2 separate regions of the Mus musculus genome follow, and region 1 is linked to region 2. The links are chromatin loops, found by intact Hi-C in ENCODE. Cell type or tissue: heart. All regions are shown on one strand. Links, peaks and the distances in the headings refer to the core of each region. The heading gives the core; the rest is flanking DNA. Region 1 overlaps Rara (retinoic acid receptor, alpha). Region 2 holds the start of Wipf2 (WAS/WASL interacting protein family, member 2).

Region 1 (15,334 bases), core at 4,848-12,847, 100 kb before region 2:
CATTTATTTCAGCTAAATAACCACGTTTGAAAATTACTAGTGGGGGCTGGAGAGATGGCTCAGCGGTTAAGTATACTGACTGTTCTTCCAGAGGTCCTGAGTTCAATTCCCAGCACCCACATGGTGGCTTACAACCATCTGTAATGGGATCTGAGGGACAGTATATCACATACATAAAATAAATAAATAAATCTTAAAAAAAAAAAAGAAAAAGAAAATTACTAGTGAAGTATCTTCCCAATGCTCCCGAGACAGTGAGTTAAGTGAGCAGCTGCTGCCACCTAGTGGCTGACATAGACATGGCTAGAGCCTCTAGGGAAAGAACCGGTTGGCTCAGCTTCCCTGCCAAGGACAGAGGGACTCCAAGCACCTTGGGGTATGTGATGCATCTGGTGTCTCAGAAGTGTTTCCCCAAGGAAGAACCCCAGGTTGAGCAGGGACCCTGAGTGCTCAACTTGCCACTGTGTGTCACCCTGGGCAAGGAAGGACATTGGTTTCCCTGGGCTGAGATATGACAGTAAGGAACTGATAGTGGCAGGATTGTGAACATCAAGTGTAGCCACTGGTCTGTCACTGGGTAACTTCAAGGCCAGGGGCTCTGAGGCCAAGGACTGGCTTCCTCTCTCAGATTGTGGGGAGGGGCTTTCCTCCTCCTCCTGCTCAGCTCTCCTTTCCCAGAATCCCCCGCTGTAGGTGAGACTCTCCCTGCCCCCGGTTTGAGGCCACTGCCAGATTGGGTCTATCTCAGCTCTCAGGGTCTCTGGCCAAGTCTTTGGCACTTAGTGCTTGTGCCAAGCCACTGTGACCCAGAGCCTGTAGAAAGTTCCCATCTTGAGTCCCCTGCCCAGACAGGGAGAGGAGAGGGTGGAGGCAGAGAGGCAAGAGGCATTATAGAATAAATAGAACTTTATTCTTTCTCCAGTAGATCTCAGTGGAAACCCAGCAGGAACAGGTGCGCCAGTGGGCTCCAGGGTGAGACCCCACCCAGGCAGGAGGGCAAGGTAGAGCCTGCTCCCCCAGCCCAGGGGTGTAGGGGAGGGGACCCCCTGGAGTCCCGTCCTGCGGGGCAAGGAGGGGGCCAAGAGGGGTTGGGGGTAGGCTGGGGGAATTGGAGGAACTCAGGCCGTGTGTGTGTGTGTGTGTGTGTGTGTGTGTGTGTGTGTGTGTGTGTGTGTGTGTGTTGAAGGGCCCCATGGGGTGCTGGTGGCTATGAGGCTGGGGGCTGGGGTAACTTGGACCCCTTAGCCGGCCCCTTCACAGTGGGGCTGGGGCTTGGATGAAGTGAGCTCTGACGGGCAGTGAGGAGGAACAGTCTATCCCAGGGGCCCTAGCTTCACCCTTACCCTGATTATTGGTGGGTAGGGGGACAAGCCAAAAGCCAGGATCCTCTCCTCCCAGGGATAGCTGCCCAAGATGCCCACACCCAGTGGCTGGGCAGAGGGGGGAGGGGAAGCTGCTTTCCTGCACGGGACAGGGAAGGTGGCCTTGGAAAGTTAGTATTTCACAGTATTAGAGAAAACTGAGGAGCAAAGACTGGGATGTGGGAGCATCTGCTGGGACATCAAAGGAGAGGGGATCCCTTCCGAGCCCTGCCCGTCCCCGGGACCCACCCCCTTCAGCTCGAGATCCAGCTCCCCCAATACACAGCACAAATTCCTTCAGTATAAATGTGCTTAAAATGAAAATTCTTATTAAAAAAAACCAAAAAACAAAAAAACAAAAACAAAAAAATTAAAATAAAAACAAAACCAACGAGAATTAATATCTGGGGATTGGTACGCAGGATATGTACAGGGAGTCTCCCCCACCCTGGGCACCCTCTGTCACCATCCAAAGCGGGGGTCGGGGGGAAGTCCCCATCTGGGGAGCGATGGCTTGAGTTCCGAGGACAGGGAGCCAGGTCCCGGCGTTTGCTGGTGATGAAGACGTGGCAAGGTGGGTGAGGGCTCAGGCCCAGGTCCTCATGTGGCTCAACGCCTGGCCCGATGCCAGCCCAGGCTGCCGGAAGAGGGCAGTCCATCTTGGGTCCAGGCCTCTGTCCACAGAGTCACTGCCTTCTCCTTCCTGTCCCCCCTGGAAGGTACCCAGTTCTGTCTGAGAGGACAAGCGGGCCCGGGGCCGACAGGTCACACGGCCAGCAGGAAGGCAGAGAAAGCCAGGGCAGGGGTGAGGGCTGTCCGTGTGTCGAGGTGGTCATGGGGATTGGGTGGCTGGGCTGCTTCTGTGGGAGCTGGGACTGAGGCTGGGGCTACAGCTACCCGGAGGGGGGGCCAGGCCACCCCCATCTCGTGTTCCGCCCCCCGACTGTCCGCTTAGAGTGTCCAAGCCCTCAGAGTTCTCCAGCATTTCCTGGATCAGCGGTGGCATGGAGCCTGGGATCTCCATCTTCAATGTGATCACCCGTTCAGCTCCTGTGGGGAAGGAGGTGGGGGTCAGAGACCTGGCCCAGAAGGGAGGGTCACAGGGTAAGGGGATCACTGCCACCCACCTGGGCATCTACCACGCACTGCACCTGCACCTGGGGCTTGTGCCCGCATCACAGGCCTGCTCTCCTGAGCCCATGGTGTGGTGACTGGGTGAAGCATTCTAAATTCAGGCTTGGCTTATCTAGATTTGGCCCCTATGCCTCATGTTTAATCCAGCAGGTGCTTCCAAACACCATCGCCATCCCTCCACTGCCCTCCCACCCCCCAGGAAAATGAGGCTCAGAGCTGGCAAATGCAGTTTTCACAGACCACACCCACATGACCTATTACGGAGGCCTGTCTTAAAGTACCACGGAGAAGTGACAGCTAGAGAGTCCCAGCCTAGACAGATGGGGACATGCCAGGTTCAGACGAGGAAGACACCATGTAGATGCCAAGACGTGAGGTGCCAGCTTGACTGTGGGCAGTGGTCCTAAGCCAGTCCTGGGTGGGCCTTCCTCTAGGTCAATGGTTCTCGGCCTTCCTAATGGCGCAACCCTTTAATACAGTTCCTCATGTTGTGGTGACCCCCCAACCATAAAATTATTCTGTTGCTACTTCAAATCTGTAATTGGGCTGTTATGAACTGTCAGGTAAACACCTGACACGAGGCTCACTGTGAGAGTCATGTGACCCCAGAGGGGTTTCGACCCCTTATGTTGGAAACCACTCCTGGTGGTGAAGATGACACTCACCCTTGGCGCTGATGCTCCGAAGGTCTGTGATCTTCATCAGCATCTTGGGGAACATGTGGGGTCGGCTGGGCCTCCGTTTCCGGACGTAGACTTTCAGTGCTTCCAGCAGCGGCTCTTGCAGCATGTCCACCTTGTCTGGCTGCTCCAGGTCCTGTCGGTCTGAGCACAAAACTGTCCCTGAGCAGGAGCCCCACCCCACCCCTAGCCAACTCCACCAACCGAGAATACACACAGCTGCTTTCCCAGATCTGGCCACTTGGGGGCGGGTCTGCCCAAGTCACAGAGGGCAGAAGGCTGCTCCCATATACCTGGCCACAGGGTAGGCCAGGAAGGGTCTCTGGGCTGGTAGGCAAGAAGAGAAGCTTTCTACTCTAAAAAAAAGAGTGGGGTGTGGGCTTCTCAAAGCTCAGCAGCTATGGTGGTGGAGATGGACACCCCTGGCCCAACACGGGTAGCGCTCCTCATAGAAAGCAGGGACGTCCCAGCAGGTCACCATCATTACTACAGCAGTGTGACATGGAATAAAATAATAATTAACATTAACTGTTAACTGGGTCTTATTCTTTTTGTTTGTTTTTGTTTTTCGAGACAGGGTTTCTCTGTATAGCTCTGGCTGTCCTGGAACTCACTCTGTAGACCAGGCTGGCCTCAAACTCAGAAATCCACCTGCCTCTGCCTCCCGAGTGCTGGGATTAAAGGCGTGCGCCACCACGTCCGGCCTGGGTCTTATTCTTGACCCAGGTCTCAGATGAAGATCACAGACCTTCGGAGCTTATTCTAGACTGGTGCTTGCTGCCTGAGACCCTGGTCTTGTGTGCCCAGAGTCCGGACCTGCCCCTCCAGGCCTCCACATGCCTCCTGAGAGCCACCAGCGCCTCACCCACCTCCACAGATGAGGCAGATGGCACTGAGCAGTCCAGTCTCAGCATCGTCCATCTCCAGGGGCAGCAGCTGGTTGGCGAAGGCAAAGACCAAGTCGGTGAGGGGGCCAAAGCCAGCGTTGTGCATCTGAGTCCGGTTCAGGGTCAGTCCATCTGAGAAGGTCATTGTGTCTTGCTCAGGCGTGTACCGCGTGCAGATTCGCAGAATCTGGGTGCAGAGGGTGTACACAAGGTTCAGAGGCTGGAGGCGCCCCCACCTTCTGGCCCAGCAGCCCCTGGCACACCAGTTCCAGCATCCCCAGAGGCCTCTCTCTTGCCCTGGCAAGCAGCCAGAGCATGGCTGGCTGACAAGAATTTCCTCCAGTGATGGAAAGGTTCTGTCTGCAGCATCCGAGGCAGTAGCCACCGGCCCCATGTGGCTACCGAGCACTCGAGAAGTGGCTAATGCAACGGAGGGACTGAACTGAGTCTAATTGTAATTAAATTTAAATAGGCGCGCATCTCCACCGCTACTGCTCCGGGCAGCAGATCTAGGCCACGCTGCCTTCGTATAGAGAAATCACGAGGGAAAGGAGTTTCCAGCCAGCAAGAAACAAGGCAGATCTGTTCCTAGGACCATCCCATTCAACCCCAACAGTTCGTACCCAATGGCGCCTCCCCCATCTGTGCACTGGGGACCCGGCACTTGATGACCTTCCCTTCCCAGAAGCCTCTCCACACTTCTAGTTCTCCACCTAGGATGTGTCTTTGAAGGAATAGGTGGTGGACTGAACCCCTGAGAGTGATTATGGGGAGTCCTCCTCTTAGCCTTCACTCGTGACAGTTCTTATTACGTCCAGCATCCCGCTCACAACTCAGGCCACCAAACGCTCTGGCGTGCCAACTCCATCCAGCACTGTGTCCCAGCAGCAGACCTTTCTACTTCCTGTTCCCAGGATAATGCCACCTTCCCACAACACAGCTAAGTGGACAAGGTGCCCACAGGAGTGGAAGAAAGTGGCCCAACGTGAGCGGTGGGGGATTTGGATTCGGGGGAAAGCATCGGGGAAAGTGGCCATCTGGCTGGGAACAGATCCTACAAGGGCCGGAACCCGGCTGGAGAGCAGGGGCAGACTCTCACCAGGATATCCAGGCAGGCAGCCTTGAGGAGGGTGATCTGGTCGGCGATGGTGAGGGTGGTGAAGCCGGGAAGCTGCTTGGCGAACTCCACAGTCTTAATGATGCACTTGGTGGAGAGTTCACTGAACTTGTCCCAGAGGTCAATGTCCAGGGAGACTCGTTGTTCTGAGCTGTTGTTCTGGGGGAGGCAGGGAGGGTCAGGGCCTCAGCTACGGCACTGGCACCCGCTTCAGCCTGGCCGCTCGCTGCCTTTCGCCCTCTGCTCAGCCTACACTTCCTGACAGTGTAGGAGGAGACAGGGGAAGGGCAGCAGAGGCGGCCTGGGTGTGCAGTACCCCTCGCGGCTGGCATACCGTAGTGTACTTGCCCAGCTGGCAGAGGGCCGGGAAGGTCTCCTGGTGCGCTTTGCGAACCTTCTCAATGAGCTCGCCCACCTCAGGCGTCAGCGTGTAGCTCTCTGAGCACTCGGGCTTGGGTGCCTCTTTCTTCTTTTTGTTTCGATCGTTTCGCACCGCTGGGGGGAGGGAGGGGTGGAAGGGGGGACATGGGTTGGTTAGAGAGTGACTGCTTTTGGCTCGGGGTCGTCCAGCCTATGCTGTCCACCACCCAGACAGACACACACAGACAGACAGACAGATCCACAAAACAGTGCCCCACACTAACCTGTCTGACTCATATCCTAAATCCTATTTTAGGGCCTGGGACTGTGGCTGAGGCCACACCACACATGTGCACATATGCCCTCCGCCAGTGTGTGGTACCCTGTCGTCATGCACCCATGGCAGCAGCCCACACTCTAAGAACATGTGCCCAGGTTGGCAGTCACACACACTGAGTCCCCGCTTTGGTGCCTGCCAGGAATCCCTGCTGTCCCAGCTCTCCTGGCAGCGATCTCCCTGGGGGATTCCTAAGACTGGCTCAAAGCAGCTTCCCTGGGCAGGCAGGGAATAAGGCTCCCCAACCAGAGAATGGGGGCCCCCTGGCAGAAGAATCTCTTGGCCCATTAGCCGGGGAGCTGACAGATCGCTGGGAGGGGGGCGCTGAGCCGCACACACCGCTCGGGCTTTAAAGAAGCGATGGGGTCGTTACCAGCCGATTATCCCAGACACACAATCACTCACAGGGCCTCCGTGGCGGCTGCTGACGCGGGAGGAAGGAAGGGTGGGGGTGGGGGTCCAGGGAGGGGACGGGGGGGGGGTGATGGGGGGGGAAGCTGGCATAATTTGGAGATCACTCATGTCGATTCTGCAAATTCAATAAAGTGCAGGGGAGAGAAGGGAGAGGCAGAGTGGGGGATAATTTGGGAAGAGAAAATTGCAGCTGTGACAAGACGTTTATCATTCGGAAGCTTTAATTCTATTGAAATGGCAGCTGCTCAGCTCCGGGGCACGGAGCAGCCGGGAGAGGGAGAGGAGGGAGAGAAAGAAAGGGGGAGTTGTTGTGGGAAGGAGAGGGGGTCCCCACCCTCGTCCTGTTCTAATAGTTCAAAGAAGGAAGGTGGGGCAAAGGGAGAAGGAAGTGACGGCCCCTTTACCAAAAGGTCTCAGTTCTGCACGTCCCAAGTTGTCACAGACTCTGCAGAGGACCGTCACTAGTCACTACTTCCTGAGTACAAGACCAGCACTCCCGTGTCTCTGGTGACAGGAGGCAGCAGGATATCCAGCTCCCCAATTCCTGGCTGGGGCTGCTGGTGCATTAGTCAGAACCATCTTTCTCAGCACCCCTCCCCACAAAGGGCTGGAGGGGGTCTTGCAGCCCCCTCCCCCACCTCATCCCCCAAGGCTCGGGCTCCATGGCAACGGCCACGCAGACAAGGAGGCGTCTGTCAGCGTCATTTATCTCTGACATCATCAATCACTGGTCACCACGGCAACACCCATGATTCAACACAAGAGGGTCTCCCCGTCCAGCCCTCCCCTCTGTCCCTCCCTCCGTCAGGGCCTCAGCTGAGCCCAAACTGGAAACCCCCTTTCCTCTGGGATCTGAGAAGCCCAATTCTCTTCCAACTCAGGGTTCCAGGTTTATCCAGACAATGGCTTCAGGGGGTCCTATGTCAGCCCCCCCATACATACAGACCAACTTCACACCTTTTCGAGTTCAGGCCTCTCCCTTAAGATACAGGAGGGACTGGGATAAGCTACTGAGCCACACCCAAAGCCAAGCAAAACCCAGAAGAAAGCTATCCTGGGGGCAGGCACCCCATACACAAGCAGGCATGCAAGCAACCACCATGCTAAGGGGACCGCTCTGTGCATTCTGGGCTTAACACCAAACGATCCATGGACACGCAGCCAGCCAGACTCCCAGGTTTGTGGTGTTATCTACAAAGCATCCTTAACTAGAAGCTTGCCCGCCTGCCGCGGCACACATGTTCCCACATGTATACACAGGCACACACACACACACACACACACACACACACACACAGCACCCCTGCACGCCCCACCTTGGGCGGGGCTTGGCCCCTGGCCCTGCGACACTCACACTCCTTGGACATGCCCACGTCGAAACATTTCTGCAGCCGGCAGTACTGGCAGCGGTTCCGGGTCACCTTGTTGATGATGCAGTTCTTGTCCCGGTGACACGTATACACCATGTTCTTCTGGATGCTTCGTCGGAAGAAGCCCTGGGGACAGGAGAAGGAGACGGGTTATCCACACCCACAGCGGGAGCAGCCTAGCAGCTACCCCTAAGCTTTTGCTATGGCCTATGTAATAATGGTAGAAAAATGGGGGAGGATGACTCTTTTGAAAAGATGCTCTCTGGGAGAGCCCAAGCCTGTCGCTATCTCACAGGCTGGCCTGGAGTCTTCCCTAGCCAACATCCCTGTACCTGATTTTTTTTTTCAGAGACAAAGACTCAGGGCTGCAGAGGACACAGGACACACAAGGTTGGAGATGGGAAAGGAGGCATCTGGAACTCACAGCCTGGACTCAGGACACAGCATGAAAAGACAGCAGGATGAGCTGGGTGTGGTAAAGAGTTCCTTTAATCCCAGCACTTGGGAGGCTTGAAGCCAAGTGGATTTCTGAGAGTCTGACTTCAGCCTGGTCTATATAGAGTTCCAGGACAACCAGAGCTGCATAATAGAGACACTTTGTCTCAAAAGACTGTCCCCCCCCCAAAAAAACAAAAAAAACAAAACAAACAAACAAACAAAAAAACCAGCAGCAGGAAGCCAACAAGGGACTATGCACAGTTACACACTCACACACTCATGAGGCCAAGAAGGGACTGTGCAGTCATGCACACTCGTGAGGCCGAGGAGGGGCGGCATGCTCATCCTTGCGAGCGAGACATTCACCACCGAGACAAACACACTAGACAGGCACAGAAAAGCCAGGCTGTCCGGGGTTCTGCATTGTAAGTTAAGTTAGCACAGAAACTGACTGACCAGGTAGCACAAGACAGGACAAACCAGACAGGACCAGCACTGTCTTACACTAACTACCCTTGACCTCGATCTTACACTCAGAGATAGCTATTCCAGCCTAAGGTTCCTTCCAGGGTCAGGCGCCCCAAGTACTGTGGATGCACAGCTTCGAGGCCCTTATCATTGTGGGAAGGAACTAGGGCAGAGGCCCTGCCACCAATCAGGTAGAGAGCAGATGTCCCGGCCAGAGCGGCCAGGAAGGGTTAGCCACATGCGTGCCCAGAGACCAGTATGAGTAAGATGGCAGGAAACCCAGTAGCCACTGGGGAGTCCACAGCCTGGACACCTGAAGGGAGTCCAAGGCAGGGTGTCTGCTACTAGCTGTCTCTTGCAAGGATACCATGGAAAGCTTCAGGCAAGGCCACTGGGGGCAGGCCTCCTGGGTCCCCAGCCAAGAGCCAGGCAGCAAGCAGCCAGCTCACCATGGCAACCTGGGGAAACAGTGGCAGGGCCAGTGTACACCCTGCCAGCCAGAGGATGGAGACAGGAGAGCATGGTGGGAGGGGAGGGAGCTTCTGGTCACAGGGAGGGGGTGCTGCTCATTTAGGGAGGAGGTGTCCTCCTCCACACAGTTGCTGAAGAAGCAAAAGCAGGTGGGCGGCTTTGGTAACAGCCCTGCCAACTGCATCCCGAGGATGTGTGTGTGTGTGTGTGTGTGTGTGTGTGTGTGTGTGTGTGTGTGTGATATCCCGTTTATCTGACCCAGACTGTCCTCCTCCGACTTGCGACTCCCTCTACTCACCTTACAGCCCTCACAGGCGCTGACCCCATAGTGGTAGCCGGATGATTTGTCTTGACAAACAAAGCAAGGCTTGTAGATGCGGGGCAGGGGCGGTGGTGAGGGAGGGCTGGGTACTATCTCTTCGGAACTGCTGCTCTGGGTCTCGATGGCTAGGAGAGAAGGAGGAGACTTGAGAGACCCAGGTACCTAGCCCTCCGCACCCTGTCCACCTTGCCTGGGGTGATCCTGGTCTCAACACTTGAGGGCAGGATTCAAAGCATGGACAGAGGAGGTCTCTGTAAACTTGGTTCTCCCCCCCACCCCAGACTGGCTGACAGTTAAACATTCAGTCCCCATTATTCCTATGACCCAGGACTCAGCTTCAATTCCAGATCTGTGTGTGAGCACACACGCGCGCACGCGAATACACACACACACACAGAGGCAAGAGCTATAATTGGAGGGTGAGGGGCTGAGCTTTTATTTCAAAGCCTTAATACAAACAGCATCCTCCCTGGCCAGGACTTCCCAAAGTTCAGGAGGAGTTAAGACTTAAGGAAGATGGAGGGAAGGGCACAGACTGGAGGGAGAGGGAGCTGGGGTCAACAGGATATGCTAAGCTGGCCACTCCCTGGCCCCTTCGGCAGGCATTGCTTCCTTTCTACCTCCTCCACCACCCCCCCCCCACCCCGACAGCAGCCTCCGCCCCTCCCCCACCCAAACAATCCCCTGGCTACGGTGGGGTCCTCCGAGGCAGCACGCAAAAATCAGAGGCTTGGGCAAAGCAGGAGGGCACTCCCTGAGATGACAGGGGGACCTCCTGAAGACAGTGAGAAGAGTCCCCAGGGCTCCTAGAAGCCCACTTTAGATGCCCCGTGTCTATAGGGAGACACTGTGACAAAGGGGGTCTGTTTCTATCAATGGTCTGTCTGTCTGGCCTAAATACTACGTCCGGGTTACCCCCTCCGCTCCTGTTATTCAGCTCCAAGAGGGCAGCCAGGAGGGGTGACCCAGCCAGCGGGGGGCAGTCCCCCCCTTCCCCTCCCAAGCAAAAACCTCTGTGCCTGGCTCTAGGCCCATCACCCCAGACAGAACATGGCTATTTGGGTGAGAGCTGTCTGTGTCCAGGGCCTGGGCAGCTACGGATACAGTGTGGCAGATGAAAACGATTGAGAGCAAAGACTATCCCAGATCCCCAGAGGCCTCTCCAGAATCCTCCTCTGCCACATCTATGTGCAGAGAACCAGGGATGAGTGAGTCCCGCCCAGCTCCATCCGTACCCAGTTGAGTGCTGGATATACACGGTTCCTGTGCTCAAGCATCCAACAGCATGTGTTATGCCAGGCTGTGAAAGACTCCTGCGGCTGCAAAGCCCAGGCAGAGAGGTTAGGACACTTGGGGACACAGGAGCCTGGTTGCATACTACCACCCTCCTACCTGCAAACACACCAGGGAACTCCGCCAATGGCCTTGGCAGGACTTTCCTGGCTTCTACTTGGGCCTGGACATCAGCCGGGCTGTCCAACGTTGCTGTAACCCATGTTCCCTTCTTTAACCCATGGAAAAGGACTTTTCCATGCCTACAACCCCCAGGGGTCCAAAGGACTGACCTGCTGCAATCTGCTGCTCATGCCTACACACAACTGCCCTGCCCCAGTTTTCACCTCACTTCCTTCTCGGGAGGCCCCGACAGGCAAATCAAACAGGCGGGAGGCCTGACAACAGCTGCTGGGGGTTGGGGGGCGGGGTTGGGGGGCCTGGGTGAGGCCAGGAGGCAAAGGGGTGAAGTGACAAAGGAGCCCTTTGTTGTGCTAACTTTTTCCAAGACGTAAAAGCAGTAACAATAGACAATCCAGACTTAGGGGGGCGTCAAGGACAAGGGGGGTGCCCTGGCCTCCACCAATCCTGGTCTGCATTCCAAAAAGTACAGGAAGGAGGCATAGGCCTCCTCTCTTCCCTCCTCCTAGCCCACCCTCTGCCCAGGACCTGCCACCCCCAATCCCAACCTCCAATCTGAGCCAAACTGGAGGGAAAGGAGGACAGAAGGGTATGGGGTGCAGGGCCGAGAGGAAGGGGGAGACAGGAGAACAGGAGACAGGATGGAAGAGCAAAAGGCCAAGGACAGACCAGAGGGGCAAAGGCTCAGAGGAGCGTGGAATTAAAGCCAAGTCCAGAGAGTTGTTTATAGAGATGAAAGAGCTGTGCTCTTTAAAAATTGTTTTTGGCAAGATGGCGGACACGACCCTAGGAGAGGGTGGGGGCTCGGTGAGGCCTCCTTCCAAACCATCTCCAGTAGCTGGCTAGCGGGTAACCCCTGAGAGCAGCTTCGTCTGTACCCTATCCTCAGTATATCCCCAACTATCACCCTGGGAACTCAGCCTCTGAGGGTTCCATATCTAGGTTTTGAACTTAAATCCCAAGGTCCAGCCCTTCACCTTCCCAGGCCTGTAGCCAGCAGCCCAGGGAAGCCAGAGTCAGCACCAAGCCAGAAGTGTGGGTCTTCTTAGTCCCTGCTGAGTTAGGACACAGTAACAGTGTAGCGCTAGCAGGTGGGGGGAGGGACTATCCTGAGCTGGCCCCACCCCACTGGCCACCCTCCCTAGAGGCCCCAGCCCACAAATCTCTCCACTTCCTGCAGAAAGGCTGGGCTGGAGAAGGACCAGACCTCAGCTCAAAGTTTCAGTGCGCAGCCAAGGGCTGGAACCAGCCCAGGAAGCCCGGCGTCCCCTCTAGCTATTGCTGCCAGGGTGCCCCTCCCCCGCTCCCCTCCTGGGCGGGCGCACACGGCGCGGGTCCCCACGCCCCAGAGCCGTTCGCAGGCTCGCGCAAGGGGCCAGTTTCCTGGAGGAGATCAGCAGGAAATCAGCTGGGCCCCTGGCCAGCGGCTCCCCTCCCAATCCAGCTGGCGCCCTCTTTGCAGCTCCCTTCACAGCCTCTAGAGACGGAAGAGGAGGGGGCGCGGAGCCCTCCCTATGGCCCTTCCTCCTCACGGAGAGATCACCGGTGAGGGTGGCCCTGGGTGCAGTATAGCCAGCAAGCTCAGTGCGAAGCCCAAACCTAGCGGTCGGGTGGGTGATAAGCATCTCTCCCACCCCCCCACCCCACTACGGGCATCCACGTGCTTCACATTCTTGGATGTCTGGGAGCAGGCGGAGGCGTGAGCTGCGGAGACTGGTGGGGGACAGATGGGGAGTCACATCCTGTGCACCCCTTGTCCTCTAGTGCACTGAAATGGGGGCTGTGGGAGGGAAGCAAAGTCGCCATGGCTTTGCAAGGTCTCCACCCACAACCAACCTGCTATCTTCCCTCCGCTGGTGGCCAGGGGGTAGTAAGGCAACTAGAGGTGACCCCAGGCAGCAGATAGCCTCCACACACCTAAAGGCTCTTCTTCAAGGTGATAGAGGCTGTACTAGCAGAAGTCCGGTAGCCATCCTGACTTCAGGTCCTCACTGAGTGATCCAGGGCAACTTAGCCTCCACAGGGGGTGAAGGCTGGTGAATACAGCTCCAGCCAGGCTATACCACAGCAGGTTCTGTGTGGGGACAGGTCGCCACTTCCCCACTTCCCCACGTCTAAGCGATTGGAGGGAGGGAGCAGAGAGGCTCCCGCACGGGCTGTCTTCCCTGTTCTCTGCAAGCCTCCTCTCCACAAGTTCTGGGCGGAGAGCTCAGCTATCCTAGAGTGCTCGGGAAGAGATAGGAGCTGGACCCCAGGGGGCTAAATCCCAGCTTCCCCCCAGTGCAGAGAAGGAAGCCTGAAGGCTCAGCCCAATTATTCCCCCTAGGGGTGGCTCCTTCCTACAGTGGGAAGATAATGGGAAGGGTCAAGGAACCACCTCTCACCTTCGCTTTTTTCCAAAGCCAATGATCACCCACCCCTCCTAGTCTGAAACCTCACAGCTGAGTCTGCCTTGGAGGCAAAGGTCAGGGGGCAGGACAATAGGTCAGGGGGCAGGACAATAGGAAAGGCCAGATAGAGGTGTCTCTGGAAGGGCAGGAGTCAGGGGCCATTCACCTCAGGTCTCTTATGATGCAGGAAGGTTTGTGCAGAGGCAGACTCTTTCTGCGTCAGCCTTCTTCGACATGCCACGTTAGTGGCTCTCAACCTTCCTAATGCTGTGACCCTTTAATACAGTTCCTCATGCTGCGGTGACCCCCATCATAAAATTACTTTCATGGCTACTTCATGACTGTAACTTTGCTACCGTTATGAATCATGATGTAAATATCTGATGTACTGACCCCTGTGAAAGGGTCTGTAGACAACCCCCAGGGGTGGAGATTCACAGGTTGAGAACCCTAAGAGACTCCAGTCTGCCATTGCTCACTGGCACGGAGAAGGGTGGCAGCAGGTATGGGAAGGTGGAGGACCCTCCTGGGAAGGACTGCTTCCACAACAGAGTGGGAGATGAAACCTGAGCCACCTAACAATAGCCTAGCTCTAGGTCCCCGGCATCGAGATCACACTAATACACGGTGCCTCACAGCTGGGCATAAACATGCCCAGGTGTGCACACTGGGGCATGCGCACAGGTCCTGGGTGATAACAGAACCCTCCCTCCCAGCACAGCCTGAACGCGCTAGAACCAGGCTGGAGGGCTCAGCTGCCAGGACATGGTTTCACATCAGTTCTCCTGGTTAACAATACAAGGTATGGCCCTATTTCCCTAGACAGGGTAACAAAAAGACCTGCCTGAGCCGGGTAGATGCATGCTGATTGCCAAAGGACCCCCCCCGGGGGGGCTTAAAAACCAAACACCCCCTAGAGAACAGCAATTAGATTTTTTACACCAGCTTCTCCCATGTTCCCAGCATCAAAACCTCCAGGATGTCAGTCAGGTGTCTTCGGCCAGACCTTTCCCCAAGATGGACTAGGTGCCTCTGAAAGTATAAGGGGATGGCTAGGAAGGCAACTGTCTGGTGAAGTCCCTTTCTGCCACACCCCATCACCAACGCAAAAGACAGGGGCCAGTCCGTACAACCCCTGCAGTCAAGAGCAGGAGCTAGGGCAGGAGCTGCCACAGGAGAAAGCTCACCCTAGGTTTTGGCAGGGGTGGGATCTGGGGAGTGGCCCCTCCTCTTCGGAACAGACAAGCCCACAGCCAGGACCTTTACCCCACCCTCCAGCAAGCCGTGGATCCTAACCAAGAAGATGTAAATGGGGCGCCAGAGGCCGAGATTTCATGTCTCCTAGAGAAGGAACGCTCAAAGTTACTGAGCCCTAACATGGTAGTGCGCCAGGGTCACTGGGTGGAGGGCAACCGTCCAGCTAGGACATCCGAGTTACAGCGAGACAGACGGAAGAGAAAGTGGGGAGTAGAGAGGGCCAGCGCCACCCACACCCCACCTCCTAAGGTAGCACAGGGGAGGCCGGTGGTACGTACAGTGGTTTGAGCCATTCCAAAGCGGAGTCCGGAGTGGGGTGGAGTAGGGACCCGGGGCAGGGAGCCCCTTCTCCTGGAGCAAACAGGCCCGGTTCTGGTTATAAAAGTCCACCACTAGGAAGGGGTTAGGGGCGGGGGTAAGGCCCCCGACTTCCACACTCTCGTACATCTCGCCCCACGAAGGCCGGAGATCCAGGAGGGGAAGTCCTGCACGGGGATCTCGTCACTCTGCTGGAGGCGCCATCCGTGCAAATCGGCTAGGGGCAGGGGGGGGGGGGACAAGTCCCTTCGCCCCGACGGGCAGCCCCTCAGCGGGGCGCCCAGCCCAGAATTGCCCGCGCCTAAGTCTGCAGGTCACTCCACCGGTCCCAGGTGAAAAGCGGGAAGTTGTGCAGGTTGGAGGAGGAGGTCCCTCGGCGCTCCCTCGCAGGGAACGCCCGGTGGCCCAAGAACTCGAGGCTCCGGTGTCCCAGGCAGAGTCCAACGGCTCCCCAAGTCCGCTGGCCCGGGGCGGGATCAGGGCGGAGACGGGGGTCACCGAGCACTTCCTTTTGCCGGCCGGGGCTCCCGGGCTTCTCCGTGGCTTAGATTCCGGGTGCGGGTGGGGGAACCCCTGTACGGCCCCGCCTCCGCCTGG
Region 2 (15,334 bases), core at 3,634-11,633:
CCTCAAGAAACAAAGCAAGGGGCTGGAGAGACGTTTCCACTGTTAAGAGCACTTGCCGTCCTTCCACATGACCCAAGTCTAATCTCTACCTGCTGGCTCACAACCACCTATGACCTGCATGGAGTCTGACACCCTCCTCTCCCCTCCCCAGGCATGTGTGAGCAATCCTGTACACACATGCAATTTCTTTTTAATGAGCTAAGGGTTGGGTTAGAGTTCAGCTGGTAGGAAATGAAGGAGACCGAGAAAGAAAACCTAAAATCGATTTCAAAAGCTAAGTTCACTGTGGTCATTTTTTTGGAGCATACTTTGTAAAAGACTGCAAAGTTTGAGTATCAGGATAGGGCACATCTATTGCTAATGGGGAATAATGACCAAAACACATTAAACAACAAAGATGCAACCTGGCAGTGGTGGCACAGGCCTTTCTAATCCTAGTGCTTAGGAGGCAGTGGCAGGGGAATCTCTGAGGCCAGCCTGGTCTACAGACTGAGTTCCAGGACAGCCAGAGAAACTCTGTCTTAAAACAACAACAATAAAAACAACAACAACAACAAAACACATGCTCCCTTCAGCAGCACACACACTAAAATTAGATCAGGACAGAGATTAGCATGGTCTCTGCACAAGGAGTTCATCCAAATTCATGAAGGGAAAAACAAACAAACAAACAAAAAAATGAAACAACAAAAGATCCAGGTAGTCTTAACGGTGTAGCCTCAGGCTGCAGAGAAGGATCAGCTATTGAGAGAACACACTGCTCTTGTAAGAAGATCTGAGTTCGAGTTCCAGCACCCATGTCAGGCAGTTCCCAACCCCTGTAGAGATGGACCAGTGGCCTGGGCTAAAGGCAAGTCAAAGGTAGGCTATATATATATACTTCCCCAAGTGCTGAGTGTTCCTTGTGCTTGTTAGGTTAGCGTCCTACCACGGAGCTAAGCCTTGGATCTTGCTCAACAGCTCAAGCTGACCTTAAACTCAACCCTCTGTCTTTGCCCCTGGAGCGCTGACACTGCAGGCAGGAGTCAACATGCTCAGCTTCATGTATCGTTTGCTATTTGAATTCTCTACTACTTACTTAAATTTTAAAATTTGTTTTTGAACAAGGCTTCCTATAGCCTTGAACTTGCTATGTAGCTGACGATGACCCGGAACGCCTGCTGCACGCACCACACCTGTCTCTAACCTCTCAAGACAGATATTAAAACCAAGCCGCAACACAACTGGCCAAACATATACAATCTGCAGAAAAAAAACAATTTCATCTTTATTTCTCATTTTAAAAAAGTGGTATGTGTGTCTACGTGAGTGCAGGACACACATGTGGATGTCCCCAGCATTCAGGGTGTTGCTGGATCCTCTGGATTTGGAGTCAGAGGCAGTTGTGAGCCACATCTGACAGTGTTAGGAACTTGGAACCTATAAAGGGCTACAGATTAAGACCTTGTCTCAAAATTCATCAAGTGGGGGCCAGTGAGGTGGCTAAACAGTGCTTGTCCCTCAACAATGCAAATGACCTGAGTTGATCCTTGGAGCCAACATAAATGTAGGAGAAAACTGAATCTATACATTCATCCTCCCCTCCACCCATGCAGTGGCATCCACACCCATACTACCACCACCACCACCACCTCCTCCTCTTCCTCCTCCTCCTCCTCCTCCTCCTCCTCCTCCTCCTCCTCCTCCTTCTCTCTCTCTCTCTCTCTCTCTCTCTCATGAGCATGCACACATACACACAACACACAGACACACATGTACACACTGTTTTAGTCATAAGTAAGGGGATGAAATCTACCACTTATTACTACTTTTCAGAAAAGAAAGATCTGGAATATAAGCATAACTCATGCTGTTGCCACAATCAAAAGTCAAAGCTAGTGCAAGCCATGGTGGCGCATGCCTTTAATCCCAGCCCTCGGGAGGCAGAGGCAGGCGGATTTCTCAGTTCGAGGCCAGCCTGGTCTACAAAGTGAGTTCCAGGACAGCCAGGGCTATACAGAGAAACCCTGTCTTGAAACCACCCCCCATCTCCAAAAAAAAGCCAAAGCTCTAGACCAGAGTCAAAATCTTCATATCTAAACCTACTGGCTTTTTCTCCCCACCTTGGGAGAGGGGTGATGGGGACTCACCCTACCTCTGGCTAGGGTAGACAAGTGCTCTTCCACTGAGCTATGCATCATTAGCCACTATGCCAGGTTTTCAAATCCTAGTATTAAAGATAGACTAGTCTATGACTGGTGGCGTGGCTCCATGGGTAATGGCATTTGCCAGGTAAACCTTGGCAACCTCACTTCAGTCCCCAGAACATAAAGGCGAAAGGGAGGGGAGAACCCACTCCAGCAGTGATCCTCTGACCAAGACACGAGTGCCACAGCACATACTCCTGTCCCCTCTCTCTCCCCCCCCCACACCACGCATATATACAAAAATAATATATACTATTTTTAAAAATACACTAATGATGAGAAATAAAAGTCTGGATTCAAAGACAAAAGAGAATTCCTTTGGGGTTCTCTCCAATGCTATTGGGGCTTTTGCCACATAGTCAAGAAAACATCATAATCCACCCCAAGATCCAGTACAGATGATGTTATCTTCAATTACTTATCTCCTGAAAAACAAATGGCTATTTACCAGGGAGAACACAATCAAATAGCCTAAAAAGCCAGGTAGGCCAATTCCTACCTCAGCAATCTAAGCCTCAGCGCTCTGCCTCCACAGAATCTCCTTGCATGGGAAGCCACCACTTTTAACTTAGTTAAGACTGACTTAGATATTAACAGGCCAATCAGCAGTTTTTCCTCTAACATCTTTAAATTCTTTAGATTACCCCCTGTATGGTGCAAGATGGGATCTCACTCTGTAGCCCCGACTGGCCTGGACTCTGCCAGCGTCCTCAGCCTCCCCAGTGCTGGGACCTATCGGCACGCACCGCGACACCTGGCTTCTACTTAACATTTGTCAGTATCGTGTCAAAGATAATGCCTTCCTGGGGCCGGAGGTGCAGGACAGTGGTGGAGCACTTGCCTAGCACGTATGAAGAAGCTCTAGATAATTTTATCCCCAAACACTGAGGACACAGGGCGACGCAGACCTGCTGAAATGCTCCTAAGTTCAGCCTGTAAGGTCCTTCTGGCCCCAAGGTTCGGGAATAAGCACATGGGTTAGCTTGAAACACTGTCTTCCTCACACCCTGGTCTTGCAAAGTCAGGCAAATGTAATGAAAGATTCTGCATTCAATCAGCAGATGAATAAGAAAGAGACTTGAATTTGGAAGAAAAGATTGCCAAGCATCCAGCAAGACTTCTGCCTCTATGTCCTTACAGGGCAGTCCTTGCACTCTACCAGCAGCCTCCATTTCAGCACAGACCTCGCCATCCACTCTAATCCAGTGCATACTCCAAGAGGCTGACGGTCAATCGGCCGGAATCCCGCCAGCTTCTGCTTGGGAGCTGTGTGAAGAATAGTTAACAAGAGCTTACTTTGAGAAAGAGATCAACAATCACACGCCTAAAGAAAAGAAGTTATTTGGCAGAGGGATGCATGTTGCCAAAGCGTTAGTCACAGCGTCGAGGTCCCAGTTTGTGTCTCTGCGACTATTCTTTGCTTTGACAGGATCCATTCTCTGGCTCAAGAAACCCAGCTCAGCTTCTGTCACTGTCCCCATTAGAAGCAGTCAAGGATCCTTTCATTTTGGCGGCGTCAAGCTGTGACACAGACAGGATGCCCACCAGAGGAGGAGGGGGTGGCCTGCCACTTTCCACTTAGGACTAGCTGAAGCAGAGCAGTGGGAAACTGTGACAGGACAGGAAAGCTTCAAAGTCACTGTCCTAAAGGAACAGGCCATCACAAGAGCTCTGTCTCTACACGTTAGAGCAAAACCTTCCTTAAAATAACCCAAGCCGGGCGTGGTGGCGCACATCTTTAATCTCAGCACTCAGGAGGCAGAGGCAGGTGGATTTCTGAGTTCGAGGCCAGCGTGGTCTACAGAGTGAGTTCCAGGACAGCCAGGGCTATACAGAGAAACCTGTCTCGGGGGAAAAAAAAAACAAAAACAAAAAAAAAGTAAACCAAAAAGCCTGACAGTGGTGGTGCATGCCTTTAATCCAGTACTCTAGAGGCAGAGGCAGGAGGATCTCCGAGTTCAAGACCAACCTAGTCAACAGAACAAGTTGCAGGACAGCCAGGGCTACACAAAGAAATCCTGTAGCACAGTATTACACAAGTTTTTGTCTCTAAATACACACATTCACTTCGCTGTCTGGAGCTCACTCTGAGTCGGTATGAAAGCTAGAGTTTCACACATTCACTTCGCTGTCTGGAGCTCGCTCTGAGTCGGTATGAAAGCTAGAGTTTGCTAGAACAGCCTCAACAGCCGTCCATGGACTTCAGAATTACTTGAGGGCAACAGGAAAAACATACTCAAGTATGTATGCCAGGGAGCAGATCGGGAGGCTACGATCAAGCAAGAACATGTGATGATAGTCCAAAGTAAAACTTAAAAGCTATTCTGGCCGGGCAGTAGAGACACATGCCTTTGATTCCAGCACTTAGGAGGCAGAGGCAGGTGGGTTTTTATAAATTCAAGGCCAGCCTGATCTACAGAGTGAGTTCCAAGACAGCCAGGGCTACAGAGAAACTCTGTTTCAGGGGGGAAAAACCAACTATTCTCTTCCTGGTACCCTTCCCCTCCCCTGAATCTCACCTTTGTGTCCACTAAGTAATTAGCACCAACTAGTGCAAACACCGTTTCTGCTATCAAGAGTGAGAGAGAATTAAAACTGCCCGATCTTTGGCAAATCCACGTCAGGCCTCAGAAATGCCAAGACTTTGGAAACACTTCTAGGTTAAACAATGTTCACTTACCAGCCGAGTGTTCTGAGTATTATAGCCAAAGAAAAAGCTAGAACAGAATTTCAAAGGAGTGACAAGAAAGCATCCAATCCTGTCTACAGAATGGTCCCAACCAGTGACAGCAAGGTCACACGCCAAGGCAGATGGCTCAACTCTCTACGATGCTTGGGTAGTTAGAAAGTAAGGCAGTGTACTGAATTCATTCATTTCAGACTCTATAGGCCACTACTTCCTCTTGGTGATAACACAGTAACATAAAAATTTTGACTATTAAAAATACAGGGGAGCCGGGCGTGGTGGCGCACGCCTTTAATCCCAGCACTCGGGAGGCAGAGGCAGGCGGATTTCTCAGTTCGAGGCCAGCCTGGTCTACAGAGTGAGTTCCAGGACAGTCAGGGCTATACAGAGAAACCCTGTCTCGAAAAACCAAAAAAAAAAAAAAAAAAAAAAAAAAAAAAAAAAATACAGGAGAGCTGGAGAGATGGCTCAGTGGTTAAGAGCACTGACTGCCCTTCCAGAGATCAAGAGTTCAATTCCCAGCAACTACGTGGTGGCTCACAACCATCTTTAATTGAATTGATGCCCTCTTCTGGTGTGTCGGCGACAGGATGTTCAAAAACATTAAAAATAAATTCTTTTTTTTAAGTTTTATTTATTTATTATTTATATGAGTACATTGTAGCTGTCTTCAGACACACCAGAAGAGGGCATCAGACTTCATTACAGATGGTTGTGAGCCAACATGGGGTTGCTGGGAATTGAACTCAGGACTGTTGGAAGAGCAGTCAGTGCTCTTAACCACTGAGCCATCTCTCCAGCCCCCAATCTTTTTTTTTTTTTTTGGTTTTTCGAGACAGGGTTTCTCTGTGTAGCCCTGGCTGACCTGGAACTCACTCTGTAGACCATGTTGCCTCGAACTCAGAACTCCGCCTGCCTCTGCCTCCCGAGTACTGGGATTAAAGGCATGCACCACCAAGCCCCACTCCTTTTTTTTTTTTTTTTTTTTTTAATTAAGATACTAGGATCAGCAGTTAAGAGCACTGTCAGCTCTTCTGAAGGTCCTGAGTTCAATTCCCAGCAACCACATGGTGGCTCACAACCAACTGTAATGAAGTCTGATGCCCTCTTCTGGTGTGTCCGAAGACATCAACAATGTATTCATACAATAAAATAAATAAATCTTTTAAAAAATATATTAAGATAGCTGGGTGGTAGTGGCACACACCTTTAATCCCAGCACTCAGGAGGCAGAGGCAAGTAGATCTCTGCGAGTTCAAGACCAGCCTAGTCTACATAGTGAGCACTAGAACAGCCAGGGCTGTTTCAGAGAGAAACCCTGTCTTGAAAGAAACAAAACAACAAACAAACAAATATAGTTTACGGGGCTGGGCAGTCATAGTGGCCCACGCCTCCCTCTGAGGTAGAGGCCAGCGGATCACTGTGAGTTCCGGGCCAATCTGGTCTACAGACTCTGAGTTCCAGGACAGTGAGGGTTACACAGACAAAGTGTCTCAAAAAAAAAAAAGAAAGAAAGAAAGAAAAGAAAAGAAAGAGAAAGAGAAAAAGAAAGAAGAATTTCAGGGATCAGATGTAGCAGGTGGATCAGGATTTAAAGGCCAGCAGAAGCGGGGACAGAGGTAGATTCCAGTGCACACCAGCTTCCTCCAGCTCCTCGTTTCAATATTATCCTTCCAGAATATGCCTTCCTAATCAGTAACTCGACCGCACACACAGCCTACGTCTAGCGAGCGCCTTCAGATTTTCATCTTCCCTCAATTTCACGCCGCTCCAACAGGGATCCTTCAACTGCAGGTGCTTCCAAGAGCATCTCAGAACATCACTCCGACTCCCTCTCATCCCACACTCTCAACATCTCCCCCAGTGTAAACACGTTCGCTCTCAATCCTCCTCCTCACCCCGATCAATCCCGAAACGTCACACCGATCCTCCTAAACTCGAGAGCATCCTGCCAATAATTACCTTTCCCCAACAGGTCCTCCCTTCCCCATCTCCCCCTCCGCGCACGGCTCCCCTCCTACCTCACCCAGAGTTGCCAGTCTTACTCACCTCACCCAACCCTTCAGGATCTCTAATTTCCTGTCTCTCAAAAAACCTCCCTCCTGCCCATTTGCTCAGTCGGTCCCCGCCGCCCTCCACTCGGATGGCCCACGCCCCCTCTCCAGGGTCTCCAGGCCCCGCCCCCAGGACCCCCTCTCCGCATCAGGCCCCTCCTCCGGTGTCCCTCCCCCCCCCCACCACAGTCCCCCCTTCCCGGCTCTCCCTCCCACTCAGGTCCGCAGGTCACCTCAGCGGCGGGCTCAGCCGCCCCGGCGTCTTTCCCACTCGGCGGGGGGCTGCTCCGGGAGCGAATCCTCCGTCACCTCAGTCCTGGTTTAGTCCTGCTCGTTCGCCCCGCGGCAAGCTCTCTCGCTCTCTCTCGCTCTCTCTCTCTCTCTCTCTCTCTCTCTCTCTCTCTCTCTCTCTCTCTCTCTCTCTCTCTCTCTCTCGCCGCCGCCCCTTTTACCAACCCGGAAATGGATCCGCTCCCACCGTCCCCAGCGTCCGCGAACAAAATGGAGGCGGGGGAAAAGGAGGAGGGAGCCGAGGGCCGAGGGCCGCGGGACGCATGCGCTCAGGGAAGCCTGCCCTCTACCGGCGCACGTGGGGGCGGAGCGCCACCATCTTGAGAAGGTCGCGAGTCCGCAGTTGGAAGTCCCGTTTGCATCTTGGGACTGCAACTGGGGCCGCCTGCGAGGCTTTCAGTAACGAGTGATGCCAGGATTCGGTCCATGAGATGCTTATTTAATTGGTTGGATGCGGCCTGAGCGTCTCGACCTTTAAAATTGCGCAGGTAGAGAACCAGTGAGCTAACTGATGTATCTCAAGTATGTTTTCTTTCGTGTTTATTTTTTTGCGCGCACACACACACACCATAAGCCCTAATATGGTCTAGAGTACCCTTGAAGAGGCCCAACAGACAAGCTCTGGTTGTCATAGCAACAGAGAGGCGAGCTTCTTCTAGCAGGTCATTGGTTAGGTCGTTGTAACCACTTAACTAGTGATCCCCAGCTCGGTAGGCTGAGGCATGGTGTTGTGAACTCCTCTATAGGTGCTTGGATGAGAGAGGGGAGTCCTTGTCGCTTGCTGGTTTCCATTGCTTAACTCTGTTGCCGATGACTAAGGATCTCATCTTCATACACAAAGCTCGCCACCACACCAAGCAACCCCATTGCTACCCTATGTCTCACTGCTTCTCCATCCAGTCAACCCAGTGACCAGGGCTGAACCTCAAGTAAAAGGCCAATATCAGCTAGCACTTAATCCCCACTCACTAACTGTGTGTTCGTGGGTCTCAGCTACCTCATAGTGTTTGTCCTTTCTCACAGTGCTTGAAGGCTCATCAGGTAATGAATGAATGGGAAAGCATGTGATAAGCCATAGCCTGTTATTATTTTTGTTTTCCCTCTGTTCTGCCCCACCCACTAGTGCTAAATGTCACATTGAACATTTGCTTTGGGCCATTCATTGAGCTCTGTACCTGGGGATGGTTCCAGATGTGACTCAAGCAGACAGCTTCTGCCCTCCGGGAGCTCACCATGCTGGTGTATGGTGCTCATGCGGGCTGGCATGTAAACAGACAGCTGACGTCCAAGTCAGTGTGCGATTAGAGTTGTGACATGTGCCGGGATGTCACAGGAGTGATGAATTCCTGCTGAAGAATGAGAAGAGATTTGTAAATGGTTTGAACTAGCCCCTGCAAGATGAGTAGAATTTTGCTGGGCTCTGTAGCTCAGAGGAGGCAGAGGCAGGCAGATCTCTTAGCTGGGGGCCACCCTGGTCTACAGAGCAAGTTCCAGGACAGCCAGGACTGCACAGAGAAATTCTGCCTCAGAACACCAAAACAAACAAAACAAGAAGAAGAAGGGGGCTGGAGAGATGGCTCAGTGGTTAAGAACACGGATTGCTCTTCCAGAGGTCCTGAGTTCAATCCCCAGCAACCACATGGTGGCTCACAACCATCTGTAATGGGATCTGATGCCCACTTCTGGTGTGTCTGAAGACAGTGACAATGTACACTCATATATAAAATAAATCTTTTAAAAAGAAGAAGAAGAAGAGGAGGAGGAAGAAGAAGAAAGAGGGGGAGGAAGAAGAAAAAAGAGGAGGAGGAAGAAGAAAGAGGAAGAAGAAAAAGAAGGAGGAGAAAGAGGAGGAAAGAAAAAAGATGAATAGGATTTTGTTACTAATCAGTGAAGGCGGGGAACACATACCAGGCATGATCAGTGGATGCAAAGGTAAAGATGCTCAGATAGCTACGTCATGAATATCTGATAATGGGGCGGCTGGACGAGAAATGCAGTGAATCTGCACTGTTTACTAACTAGAGCTTCTGAACTCTTTCCTTCATCTCCTTACCTGCCCCGTCTTCGGTTGCTCAACGATATGTAGACCCACTTTCTTCCTTCCTCCCTCCTTTTTAAATTTCTTTTTAGTTATATTTTTTTTTCCATTTATTTATTTATTCACGTTACATCCTGATCACAGCCCCCCTCCTTCCTCTCCTCCCAGGCCCACCCTCACATGACCCTCCCCTCCCCCTTTCCTTCTCCTCAAAGAACTTGGTACCCTATGACTACCAACCCTCCTTGGCACATCAACTCCCAGCAGGACTAAGCGCATCCTCTCCCACTGAGGCCAGACAAGGACGGCTAGCTAGGGGAAAGGGACCCAAAGTCAGGCAACAGAATCAGAGACAGTCACCTGCCAATTGTTAGGGAGCCCATGGAAGACCAAGCTACACAACTGCTATACATGTGTAGGGGGCCTAGGTCCAGCCCATGCATGCTCTTTGGTTGATGGTTCAGTTTCTGTGAGCCCCCTGTGGGCCCACATGAAGTGGCTCTGTAGGTTTTCTTGTGGTGTCCTTGACCCCACTGGCTCCCTCAATCCTTCCCTGCAGTGGACCCACTTTCAATCCCTTCATGTCGTGAAGTCACCTCTTCATACCATGAAGTCCCCCCTTCATACCATGAAGTCCCCCCTTCATACCCTCAAGTTCCCTCTCAAAGCCCTTGAAATGGTTATCTTTGTCTCATGCTTGTTGTCCAAGCCCTTGCTTCAGTGTCCCCTCTCCTGAGGGTATTCTCTGCCCAGTATAGCTAAAGTAACCCCCTGCTCTCTTGTTCAACCTGTGTCAAAGAGCAGCCACTAGGGTGAATACAGGGGCATCTCACTTAGGGAAATATCAATAACAAGCTTTATGAAGAAAGAAACCAAGACTCTATCTCCCATTTTCTACATGAAGTCTATAGGAATGGGCTAGGATCTTCAGATTTTGTGCTTTCAATGCTTGGTGGCTCTGTACTGTCCTCCTCCTCCTCCTCCTCCTCCTCGTCCTCTTCCTCCTCCTCTTCCTCTTCCTCCTCTTCCTCCTCTTTTTCCTCTTCCTCCTCTTTCTCCTCCTCTTCCTCCCCCTCCTCCTCTTTTTCTTCTTTTTGTAAATGAGTTGTTAATATGTGTATGAGTGTTTTGCCTGCACATAACTATGTGTACCTCATGTGGGCCTGGTACCCTTGGAGGTCAGAGGAAGGTATTTGATCTCCTAGAATCAGAGCTGCAGATGGCTGTAAGCCACCATGTTGGTGCTAGGAATTGAACTGGTATCTTCTATAATAGAAATAAGCGTTCATAACTGCTAAGCCATCTCTCCAGCCTCATGATTGCTGGTTTTATTATTTATGTGTGTACTTATTTATTTGGAAACAGGGTCTCACTATGTAGCTCTGGCTGCTCTGGAACTTGCTATGTAGACCAGACTGGCCTCAAAGTAATAGAGATCTGTCAGTCTCTGCCTCTGGACTGCTGGAATTAAAAGCATCCACCACCATGCCCAACTATAATTGTGTTTTTAAAAATACAAATAGAGAGGGCTGGAGAGATGGCTCAGCGGTTAAGAGCACTGACTGCTCTTCCAGAGGTCCTGAGTTCAATTCCCAGCAACCACATGGTGGCTCACAACCATCTGTAATGGGATTTGATGCCCTCTTCTGGTGTGTCTGAAGACAGCAACAGTGTACTCACAAACAATAAATAAATCTTTTTAAAAAATATAAACAGTCGGGCAGTGGTGGCGCACGCCTTTAATCCCAGCACTTAGGAGGCAGAGGCAGGTGGATTTCTGAGTTCAAGGCCAGCCTGGTCTACAAAGTGAGTTCCAGGACAGCCAGGGCTACACAGAGAAACCCTGTCTTGAGAAACAAAACAAAACAAAACAAAAATAAAATAGAAGTAAGACAGTAAGACATTTTCTGGGTGCGTGGTTCATGCTCATAAACTTGGCGTTTGATGAGCTGAAGCAGGAGGATGACTATGAGCTTAAGGCAAGCAGGGCTACTTCGTGAACTTTCAGCCAGCATGGGCTATGTAGTGAAACTGTGTTGTGCTCCTAACCCCAAAGCTGGAGGAGACAAAGACAAGTGGACCCGAGGGTAACCAGCTAGTCTACCTAAATCATCAAGTTTCAGGCTCAGCGAGAGACTCTGTCTCAAAAATTAAGGTTGAGGATAGGTATGGTGACCACACCTTTAATCCTGGCACAGAGGCAGTAGCAGGCAGGGCTCTGTGACTTTGTCCCCAGTCTGGTCTACATGGGGGGTTCCAGGCCAGCCAGTGCTACTCAGAGAGACCTTGTCTTTTTTTTTTTTCCTTTGGTTTTTCGAGACAGGGTTTCTCTGTGTAGCCCTGGCTGTCCTGGAACTCACTCTGTAGACCAGGCTGGCCCCGAACTCAGAAATTCACCTGCCTCTGCCTCCCAAGTGCTGGGATTAAAGGCATGCGCCATCACGCATTAAGGCAGAAATGTTCTGTGCCCTATTATTCCCATGTCTAGGAACCCTGTGAAATTGGTCTCTGTACTGCCACCTGGTGGTTGAAAATGCCACTGCCTAAATTCCTTGCTCTCTCCTAGCCATCCGCCCAACAGAAGTAGGGATAGTTTCTTCACCAGCCCGGGAGATCGGATGCATCTGTTCAGTTTGCTTCCTAATTCCCAGCCCATTGCTGCCATGTGGATCTTTGGCTCACCCATCCAACACGGGCAGGGCAAAGGAAGAAACGCAGTCACACCAGCCACCAAAAAGGAGGCCTGCAGCTTAAAAGGTGCATGTTTCTCAGTGACTAAGACTCCTTGGAGGGGCAGCAGAGATGGCTCAGTGGGTAAGAGCACTGAATGCTCTTCAGAAAGTCCTGAGTTCAATTCCCAGCAACCACGTGGCTCACAACCACCCATAATGAGATCTGACACCACATGGCTCACAACCATCCATAATGAGATCTGACGCCCTCTTCTGGTGCGTCTGAAGTCAGCTACAGTGTACTTATATATAAAAATAGTAATAATAATAAATTAATTTTTAAAAAAAAGACTCCTTAGAGCTGGGATCCAGAGTCAGAAAGGATGGATTTGAGAACCAGAATAACAACTTGGCCTCTTGTTGCCTCTGTTTTTTTTTTTTTTGTTTGTTTGTTTGTTAAGTCTCTGGCCAGAAATGATGGTTTATGTGTGTAACGCCCACACTTGAAAAGTGGGAGCAAGCGGATCAGAAGTGCAAGGTCATCCTCAGCTCCGTAGAGAATTCCAGGTCTCTCAGGATCGCAGTTTTCCACACAGGGAGGGTAGCAGACAGATCCAGCGCTTTGGGTTTGCTGGGAAGATTAAACAGGAGAATATGAACAAACCTGCAATCTCTATACTCAGGACGATGAGGCAGGGGATAGAATGAGTTAGAGGCCAGGCTAGAAAAAAACAAAACAAAACCCACAAAGCTGTGTCCAGGCAGTGGCAGAGGACACACCCTAGAATGTCACCTTGTAAGTAATGACAGTTCTGAAAGTGGTCGAAATGAGTATGAGAGGAGCAGGAGCAACTAGGTCGCCTCCTCTTGCCAGCATGGGCAAGGTAGCATCCTCAGTACCAGGGAAGGAATGGCTGGCTCAGCATCCACGCTATGCCCCACTCCCGTGCTGTCCTGGACTGGTCCCATGGGACAGAGGCAGCCCTCCATACTAAACGAAGTCCAATTCCTGAGTGACTCCCAGTGGCGAATCTCTAGCTGTTCAGTCCCATATTCTGGCTGTTGAACTGTCTCCCTGCTGAGTCTGGCGGGTAATCCAGGACTCAGAGGCCGAGGCAGGAGGATTGAGAGTTTGAGGGCAGCCTGTACCCCAGGAAAAGACCCTATTTCCAAAAACCAAACAAGCAAACAAACCAACAACAAGAAAAAAAAAAAAGACAACCCTGTCCCTGCTTTGGGCTCAACTCCTCAAAGGAGCATTTTCTTCTTTTCTCTCCTCCCTGTTCCAGACCAACAGTGATTCTCCTCGGCTTAATTCCTACAGGCCTTATACTTATCATCTTGCATTGCATCCTGATCCTCTGGATCTTATTACAAGCAACTTAATTTATTCATTCAACAAATATGTATTGAGTGTCTGCTCAGTACCAGCTACTATTACAGATACTGGCCAGTGAGCAAGATGCAGTCACAGGGCTGAGCCATTCTGGTGTGCAAGGTGACCATGAAGCAAATATACAAAGAAACATATGTGATGTCATAAACTAGGAGTGTCTTTTTTTTTAAGATTTATTATTATTATATGTAAGTACACTGTAGCTGACTTCAGACAACCCAGAAGAGGGCATCAGATCTCATTACAGATGGTTGTGAGCCACCATGTGGTTGCTGGGATTTGAACTCAGGACCTTCAGAAGAGCAGTCAATGCTCTTAACCACTGAGCCATCTCGCCAGCCCCAAGCCAGGAGTATCTTGAGCAAAACAAAGACTAGGGGAACAGAGTAGGGAGTGGGTTTTGTCCAAGGGGTCAGTTTAGCTTAGGGAATGGAAAAGGCAAAATCTCTAAGCCAACAATGATTGTGACAAGGACAAAACAAATGGTCAGGATGACAGAGAGGAGGGATAGAGGGATAAATTTATTTAGAGCTAGGGTCTCACTACACAGCCCTGGGTAGCCTGGAGCTTTCTGTGTAGGGCAGGTTGGCTTTGAACTTGGCAGAGATCCTCCTGCCTGGGCCTCCTGAGTATTAGGATTAAAGGGCTGTGTCACCCCTTCACACACTGGAATCACACAGTGTGGTGTTATGTGCCCTTTTCTGTTATTTGGTGTTGTTTGAGATTCGTCCATGCATCTAGAGGCCATTTTTTTCTTTTTATTGTCATCTCCTTATTCTGTTTTATGAATATATCACAACTTCTTTGTTCATTGAAGGACATTTCTTTTTTTGTGTGCACTTGTATGCTCATGTGTTGTGTGTGACTGTGGGGGTGGGGAGTTGTGGGTGTGTATGTGTGTGGTGTGTGTGTGTAGTGTATGGTGAGTATGTGTGTGTGTGATATATGTGTGTATGTATGTTTACTTTTGTTCTAAGATGAGTTCTTGCTCCATCCCTCAGGTTCACCTGAGTTAATAATCCTCCTGCCTCAGTTCCCTAGAAAGCTAGGACTGTGCAGGTCTGTTATCATAGCCAGCTCCTTTTGTTGTGTATGTGCAGATGTGTGTCCAGGTGTGTTAATCCATGCACAGGAGCACAGGGACCAGAGGAGACTGTCACATGTCCTCTATTGCTCTTTACCTTATTCCCCTGAGACAGGGTCTCTCACTAAACCTGAAGTTCAGAAAGGCTGGCTGGCCAGAGAGCTCCTCTCTCTCCCCAGCACTGGCGCTGTAGGTGTGTGGAGCCATGTACAGCTCTGATCTGGATGCTGGGGATTCAAACGGAGGTCCTCAAGCTTGCCTAGCAAGCGATCCTACCCACTGCACTGGTCCTCAGCCGCACACCCAGCCTGCTTGCTTGCTTTTCTATCATAGTTGTTTTGCAATAGGATTTCAGGCTTTGGCCTAGCTGAGAACACCACTCATTCTGTGGCTCAGGCTGTCCTCACCGTTGCAGCAAACCCTCCTGTCCCGATCTCCTCAGTACTCTGATAGCAGGAATGAGGCACAGCGCTCCTTGCTGTCCTTTTCCTTAGGATGTCTAGCTGTGCGCACACAAGCAGGTGCGTGGATAAAAGTGCAGGTGTCCAGGGAGGCCCTCAGATTCCCGGAGCTGGAGTTACAAGCAGTCGTGAGCTACTTAGAGTAGGTGCCAGGAACAGAATTGCAGTCCTCTGCAATAGCACTATGTGCCTTTTAAACAGGTTATTTTATTATTTTATGAATGTGACTATTTTGTCCGCATGCACATCTGTGTAACACCTGGTATCTGCAGAGGCTAGAGGAGGGCACTGGATTCCCCAGAACTGAGTTGCAGATGGTTGGTTGTGAGCTGTCGCAGGGAAATCAATGCAGAGTGCTCCGGAAGAGCAGCCAGTGCTCCCACCTGCCGAGCCCCCTCTCCAGCCCTGTCCTCTGTTCCTGTTCTTTTTCCTTTCCTTCTTCACGCCCAGCACCGAGGAACCAAAT

What was found. A loop is a pair of places that touch in the nucleus more often than their neighbours do. Peaks named below come from ENCODE experiments on the same cell type or tissue, not always from the same donor. Only the 100,000 strongest peaks of a DNase experiment are listed, where the experiment ranks them.
Region 1: it touches region 2 in a loop (2.9-fold over the local background); 10 of 42 quality-filtered maps call a loop at or near these places.

What each region holds. Positions count from the first base shown.
Region 1 is chr11:98,960,497-98,975,830 of GRCm38, reverse strand. It overlaps Rara (retinoic acid receptor, alpha), which reads right to left. Exons shown (of 9, transcript NM_009024.2): 3 at 9,336-9,484; 4 at 7,645-7,786; 5 at 5,514-5,674; 6 at 5,162-5,338; 7 at 4,045-4,249; 8 at 3,161-3,319; 9 at 889-2,411. The coding sequence ends at 2,194. Among named protein-coding and RNA genes, the nearest start is that of Gjd3, 15 kb to the left of the region's middle. In heart, for the core only: CTCF peaks have their summits at 8,957, 12,102 and 12,307; DNase peaks (open chromatin) are centred at 6,860, 9,010, 10,750, 12,030 and 2 weaker places; H3K4me3 peaks cover 6,575 bases; H3K27ac peaks cover 7,032 bases.
Region 2 is chr11:98,855,728-98,871,061 of GRCm38, reverse strand. Wipf2 (WAS/WASL interacting protein family, member 2) reads right to left here and starts at 7,464. Exons shown (of 8, transcript NM_197940.2): 1 at 7,160-7,464. In heart, for the core only: a CTCF peak has its summit at 7,514 (motif pointing left); DNase peaks (open chromatin) are centred at 6,981 and 7,471; H3K4me3 peaks cover 2,287 bases; H3K27ac peaks cover 1,882 bases.